2 separate regions of the Homo sapiens genome follow, and region 1 is linked to region 2. A link is an interaction called in ENCODE POLR2A ChIA-PET data of the cell type or tissue named here. Cell type or tissue: GM12878. All regions are shown on one strand. Each heading gives the region's core, and the rest is flanking DNA. Links, peaks and the distances in the headings are about the cores only.

Region 1 (2,900 bases), core at 197-2,696, 360 kb before region 2:
CCCGCTACCACACCTGGCTAATTTTTGTATTTTTAGTAGAGACGGGGGTTTCACCATGTTGGCCAGGCTGGTCTCCAACTCCTGACCTCAGGTGATCCACCTGCCTCAGCCTTGGCCTCTCAAAGTGTTGGGATTACAGGCGTGACCCACTGTGCCCCGCACATTTGTACTTTTGACTGGTCTTGCCAAATTGCCTTTGAGACGGAACCATGTCCTTGGTCAGGTCCTTTCTCATCTCTAAGCGTCCCCTGGAAAGTTGGGGAGATAATTTCTATTTCTCAGGGCCATTAGGAAGTGGAAACGAGATCGAGTTTGTCAATCGCTTAGTTTTGGGAGTGGGCGCAAAGTTACGGCTCCACCGGTAAAGCACAGTAGAAGGGCCCCAAGCAGTGTTTGTTCTCTTCCCCCATGCCTCTCTGCTGAGTGCCACTGGGGATTGTAGGAGTGGTGGGAGAGCGTGGGGATGATTACTGTTGGGAAATGCATGGCAGTGGCTGGAAGAGGGGGTCAGAAGCACAGACCTGCATTTACACTCACACTCTGGGATGAGGGACTTTCCTCCTCAGGGCGTCTGTCTCCCTGCCATGGGAGGCAGTGCATGTGTCAGCCATGGCCCTCGGCTGTAAGCCCAGAAACAGACCCCTGCAGAATTTGTAGCAAGGGAATGTGTGGGGAGGATGTCACCAGGCAGGAGGACAGCTGGGCCCTCGCATGGGCGGGATTGAGGCCACTGGATTCCCTAGGTAGGGAGCTCCCCAAATACAGGAAGAAGGTTAGAGGCAGGAAGAGCCTTTTCTACCCAGGAAACCTGACCAGTGCCACGCAGTGAATATACAGGGTCCTCACGCAAGGACCTGAGAGATGTGTGGGCAGCTGTGTGCAGTGTATACAGGGAGTCCAGGGGCTGGTGTGAGCCCTGCTCTTGAGGGGCCTCTGGATGCCCGCGGTGGGGTGCTGGGGCCTCCACGGGCGTCATTCTGTGGTTGCTCCAGGATTGGACTTAGAAATCTGGGTTTGACTACATATCAGGCTGCCCTGGGGCCCCTTTCAGTAAAGATACTCCCCTGAGAAATACCTGCCCTTGGGAAGCCCACTGCATTGGGCTTACATGACTGATCAGACTCTGATTCTGTGTGGAGCAGCCTGGGGAAGGGCTTGGAGGCGGGAGTGAGGATGGTCTCCACGTGGGCAGTGTAGACGTGTGGTTTTGCAGGGATAGAGACGTGCAGCAGCACATCCGCAGAGGTAGCGAGGCCTTGGGGGTGTGGGGTTCCCACAGAAAGCTCTGTGGGTACTCTTCTGCCTCCTCCTCCCTATTTCAGGCCCCAGGAGGCCTTGTGTGGTTCTGTCCCTCCCCTGCCCCCCAACTGAGGCCGTGGCATTGTGGGAGCAGAGGACGGAACTGGACACCTAGTGAAGGTGCGTAGAAGGCATTTGCCCCAGGCTGGCTCTGGGCTGAGCACACCCATTGGTGACCTCATCACGTGCACACCTTCGCTGCCTGAGTGCAGGGCACCCAAAAGCCTGCCATAGACAAGAAGGGACCTTCCCTGAGTTCACCCAGCTGGCCCTGTCTGAGTTGGGGACTCACACCTGTGCTGACTCCAGAGACCCACCCCAGCCCCACCTTCCTGTTCCTTCAGTCAACACATATTTATTGAGCACTTACTGTGTGCCCAGTAAAGACCCTTCTGGGGATATTTCAGTGAACAAAAGGGGTAAGAGTTCTCCCCTCATTATAGCATAAATGCACAGATCAGTACGCTTCCTGCTGGGTCATGAGAAGTGCCACCTAGAGAAGGAAGCAGGGATTCATAGTGATAAAGGGGCTGACTTTTTGGAGGGTGGCCAGGGAAGGCCTTTGAGGAGGTGACTTGGGAGTGAAGACCTGCAGGCAGGGAGGGAAGGAGCCGTTGGGGTGTGAGGAAGAGGGGTGCTCTGGGCAGGGGGTAACAGGTGCAAAGACCCTGAGGCACTGTGTCCAGATGGCTCTGCCACTGGCAAGGATCAGGACCTCAATGACTGTAGCAGCCCCTCCCCAGCACCCCCAAGTGAGGTCTGGCCATGCAGCTCTCCCATGTGCATGCTTTGCCTCCCGTGCTCCATAAGCAGGACCTTGACCCCTCCAGCCTCCTTGCTGACCCCTCTCGTCTCACACTCCAGGTCCCGATCTGTGCAGCTCACTGCCAGATGCATCAGGCAGCCTCCTGCACCTGCACTTTCTTCACAAAGTTCCCTCTGCCAGAGACGCCTTTTGCATCTTTGTCATCTCTGAGACTTTTCCAGATGCCTCCCGCTGCAGCTGATCCCAGCCTGGCCATCCTCCCCGCCTCCATGTCCCCTCCCTCCCTCCCTCCATCATAGCCTTGATGCTGTTCTGCCACTGCCCCTGGATTTGTCTCACTGATTGTGCAGAAGGCTCTGGGACAGAGCTGGCTTGTGGGGGATTGGGCCACTGCCTATTGGAGGCATTTGGGGGCTGTCCCAGGGGTGAGTGCACCCCAGGCTGGACCAGGTGCCCACACCTCTCCCGCCCAGCACTGGCACCTGTGAAGGGCCTCTGGAGGCTGGGTCTTCCTGCAGGCACCAGGAAGAAACCTACGAGCGCATCCTTGCTGAGGGCAGGACCCGCTCTCCACATCCTGGAAACCCAACAGAGAAAGACAGTCTCTCTGGCAGCCTCCCTGTCTTGAAGTTCGAGAAGGCTGCATTTCTAGGCTCCCACAACCTGTCTGTCCGGTTTGAAGCCGGGGCCTGAGGGCTTCAGGGTACTGATGCAGGACAGACAGCTCTGGTTCAAACCTCCCTCTGTCCGCTCCCACAGGTGTGGCCTCAGAAGACCATTCCCTCTGTAGCGTGGTAGAGGCTGGAAATTCTACTCTGCAGGATTATGATGCGGA
Region 2 (2,900 bases), core at 243-2,742:
CTGGGATTACAGGTATGCGCCGCCACACCCAGCTAATTTTTGTATTTTTAGTAGAGATGGAGTTTCATCATGTTGGTCAGGCTGGTCTGGAACTCCTGACCTCAGTGATCTGCCCACCTTGGCCTCCCAAAGTGCTGGGATTACAGGCGTGAGCCACTACGCCCAGTATGTAGTTTTTTTGTGTTTTGTTTTTGTTTTTGTTTAGAGACAGGGTCTCCCTCTGTAACTCAGGCTGAAGTGCAGTGGTGTGATCATAGCTCTCTGTAACCTCGAACTCCTGGCCTCAAGCAATTTTCCTGTCTTAGCCTCCCAAGTACCTGGGACTACAGGCATGCACCACCACGCCCGGATAAATTTTTTTTTTTTTTAGAGACGGGGGTCTTGTTATGTTGCTCAGGGTGGTCTCGAACTTTTGGCCTCAAGTGATCTTCCCACATTGGCCTCCCGAAGTGTTGGGATCACAGATGTGAGTCATCATGCCAGGCCTCAGATTAGTGTTGAAACTGGAAGTCCAGGGAGGCCCTGTATTTGTTCCCGAGGCAATCAGGGTGGGGAGACGTGGGTGGATGAGAGAAGTTTGTGAGGCAGGATAGACACAGCATTGTGACTGATTGTTTGTGGGAGGTGAGTGTGTAGAAGTCCAGAGCCATACCTGGGTGTCTGGCCTGGTGACACCGTGGGCAGTGAAAACATCTCTGAGTTGGAAATCAGGTAGGATGAAGAAGACGTTTGGTTAGATTTAGGGTGGAAGGGGCATCCAGAGGCCGTTGGACACGTGGGTTTGGGCTCAGTTGAGGTGGCTGCACAGTAGGCAGGGTGTGGGATCCATTAGTGATGTCTGCCTTGAGCACAGGCATGGGAAGTGGCTGCCAAGGCTTGGCTAACCCTGGAATGGGTGGTCTGTCAGCATCTTCCCCTCAATCATTTCTTTCTTTTTTTTTTTTTTGAGACAGAATCTCGCTCTGTCGCCGAGGCTGGAGTGCAGTGGCGCAATCTTGGCTCACTACAACCTCCATCTCCCAGATTCAAGCGACTCTCATGCCTCAGCCTCCCGAGTAGCTGTGATTACAGGCATGCACCACCACACCCGGCTAAATTTTGTATTTTTAGTAGAGATGAGGTTTCACCATGTTGGCCAGGCTGGTCTTGAACTTCTGGTCTCAAGTGATCCGCCCTCCTCGGCCTCCCAAAGTGCTGGGATTACAGGCGTGAGCCACTGCGCCCGGCCTCCCCTCAATCATTTCATAACCTACACAGATGGCAGAGGGAGCTCCTTCTCCAGAGATGGGGAAGGTTCTCCTGGAGTGTCACTTAAGTGCCTTTCAGTGCAGAAAGGTGAACAACTGGAGGGTTCTGGAAGCACAAGAGGCCTCGGGTTTTCCACAGGAGTCTTTATTACAGTGTAAATCCAAGCTCAGGCCTCCCCTGGGCCCCATGCAAAGCCCCGGCGTTGGGGCTAGTAGCATCCAGGAGACACCAACGCCTCACGGCGCCTCCAGCGGCGGGTCCGGAAGTGCAGGGTGGTGCCCTGTCTAGGCAACTACAAGTCCCAGCAGGCCCCGCGGCCAAGGTGCCTCGTCTTTCCTGGACTCCTGGAGCAGAGCCTCTTGGGAAATGTAGTCCTGGTCGCTCAGGTAATTAGCGCAGAGTCCCTAGTGGGAGTGATCCTGACACCCACCGGGAAAAGGCTCGGGCCGAGGAGGGGGGTGGGTGGGAACGGACAAGAGATGGAGGGGGCCAGAGGGCTGCGGGGGCTGGGGGCAGGCGTCCTGCGGGCAGAGACACCGTTCTCATTCGGCTTTGGCTTTGGATCCGGAGACTGCGGCTGCTGCAGAGGCCAGGGCTCCGGTCCCTGGGATTTTAGCTCGGATCCTGAAGGAGAAACAGGTGGGATCACGAGGTGGGGCAAGAGACGCGGGGTGGGCATCTGGGGACAACGGGGAAAGCTGGGTGGGAAACTGACCAAGAGCCCGAAGCCAGCTCCTGCCCTCCACCTAGTGGCCTACATTGGAATTGCCTCCTCAGCCTTTTCAAGGGGACATTACCCCAGGAGATTTGCGGACAGCGAGAGTAGAAAGGAAAGGTTCCCAAGCTCCCCCACTTCCCCCTCCCATCGACCTCCGCCCCATGCTCTTACTTAGCTTTGATGTGGCTCAACTGATTGGTCACCAACCCCACATATTGGTCGATCTGAGCCTGGGGAGACCAAAGAAAGGTGAAAGAAGGGATTGGAGGGGTTTCTTCTCTTTAGTCACATAGGAGGCTGCTTCCTCCCCAACCTCCAAATTAGGAGTTGTGAAGAGTGGCCCACCACGCCACCCCCGGCTCTAAACTTCATAGAATACATTAGATGCCAGAGATGCCAGTTATAGGGTCAGTGAGTTGGGCCATACTCTGTATGGAGAGTGATGTCAGGTGGAACGCACAAGTATCTGGCAGTGAGGCCGTGTCCTGGGCACGATGGTTAATCTTTGAGTGAGTTTGCATACGTGTGTGTTGTGGGGTAGGGTGAGAACAGAAGGCACTGGCATTGGTCACCGAGTCCCTGAGTGGATTGATTTATATACTCGTGTTTTTTAAAAAATTATTTATTTATTTGTATTTATTTTTTTGAGACAGGGTCTCGCTCTGTCACCCAGCCTGGAGTGCAGTGGCATGATCTCGGTTCTCTGCAACCTCAGCCTCCTGAGTTCAAGCGATTCTCCTGCCTCAGCCTCCCGAATAGCTGGGATTACAGGTGTGCACCAACATGCCCGGCTAATTTTTGGATTATTTATTTATTTTTTTCTTGTTCTTTTTTTTTTCTTTTTCTTTCTTTCTTTTTTTTTTTTTCCTGAGACGGAGTCTTGTTCTGTGGCCCAGGCTGGACTGCAGTGGTGCAATCTCAGCTCACTGCCACC

Evidence for each region. ChIA-PET counts read pairs that join two places held together with the same protein. Peaks named below come from ENCODE experiments on the same cell type or tissue, not always from the same donor. Only the 100,000 strongest peaks of a DNase experiment are listed, where the experiment ranks them.
Region 1: POLR2A ChIA-PET joins it to region 2 with 5 read pairs; 1 of 35 experiments calls an interaction of 5 or more read pairs at or near these places.

Annotation. Positions count from the first base shown.
Region 1 is chr19:45,120,759-45,123,658 of GRCh38, forward strand. The region is part of intron 1 of PPP1R37 (protein phosphatase 1 regulatory subunit 37); the gene reads left to right. Among named protein-coding and RNA genes, the nearest start is that of PPP1R37, 29 kb to the left of the region's middle. RefSeq lists an enhancer at 1,150-1,339. In GM12878, for the core only: no CTCF peak of the experiment used is centred there; a DNase peak (open chromatin) is centred at 1,243; H3K27ac peaks cover 1,597 bases.
Region 2 is chr19:45,483,918-45,486,817 of GRCh38, forward strand. It overlaps RTN2 (reticulon 2), which reads right to left. Exons shown (of 11, transcript NM_005619.5): 10 at 2,138-2,196; 11 at 1,377-1,872. The coding sequence ends at 1,791. Among named protein-coding and RNA genes, the nearest start is that of TRU-TCA1-1, 6.7 kb to the left of the region's middle. In GM12878, for the core only: CTCF peaks have their summits at 1,512 and 1,999 (motif pointing left); DNase peaks (open chromatin) are centred at 1,545 and 2,017; H3K4me3 peaks cover 844 bases; H3K27ac peaks cover 250 bases.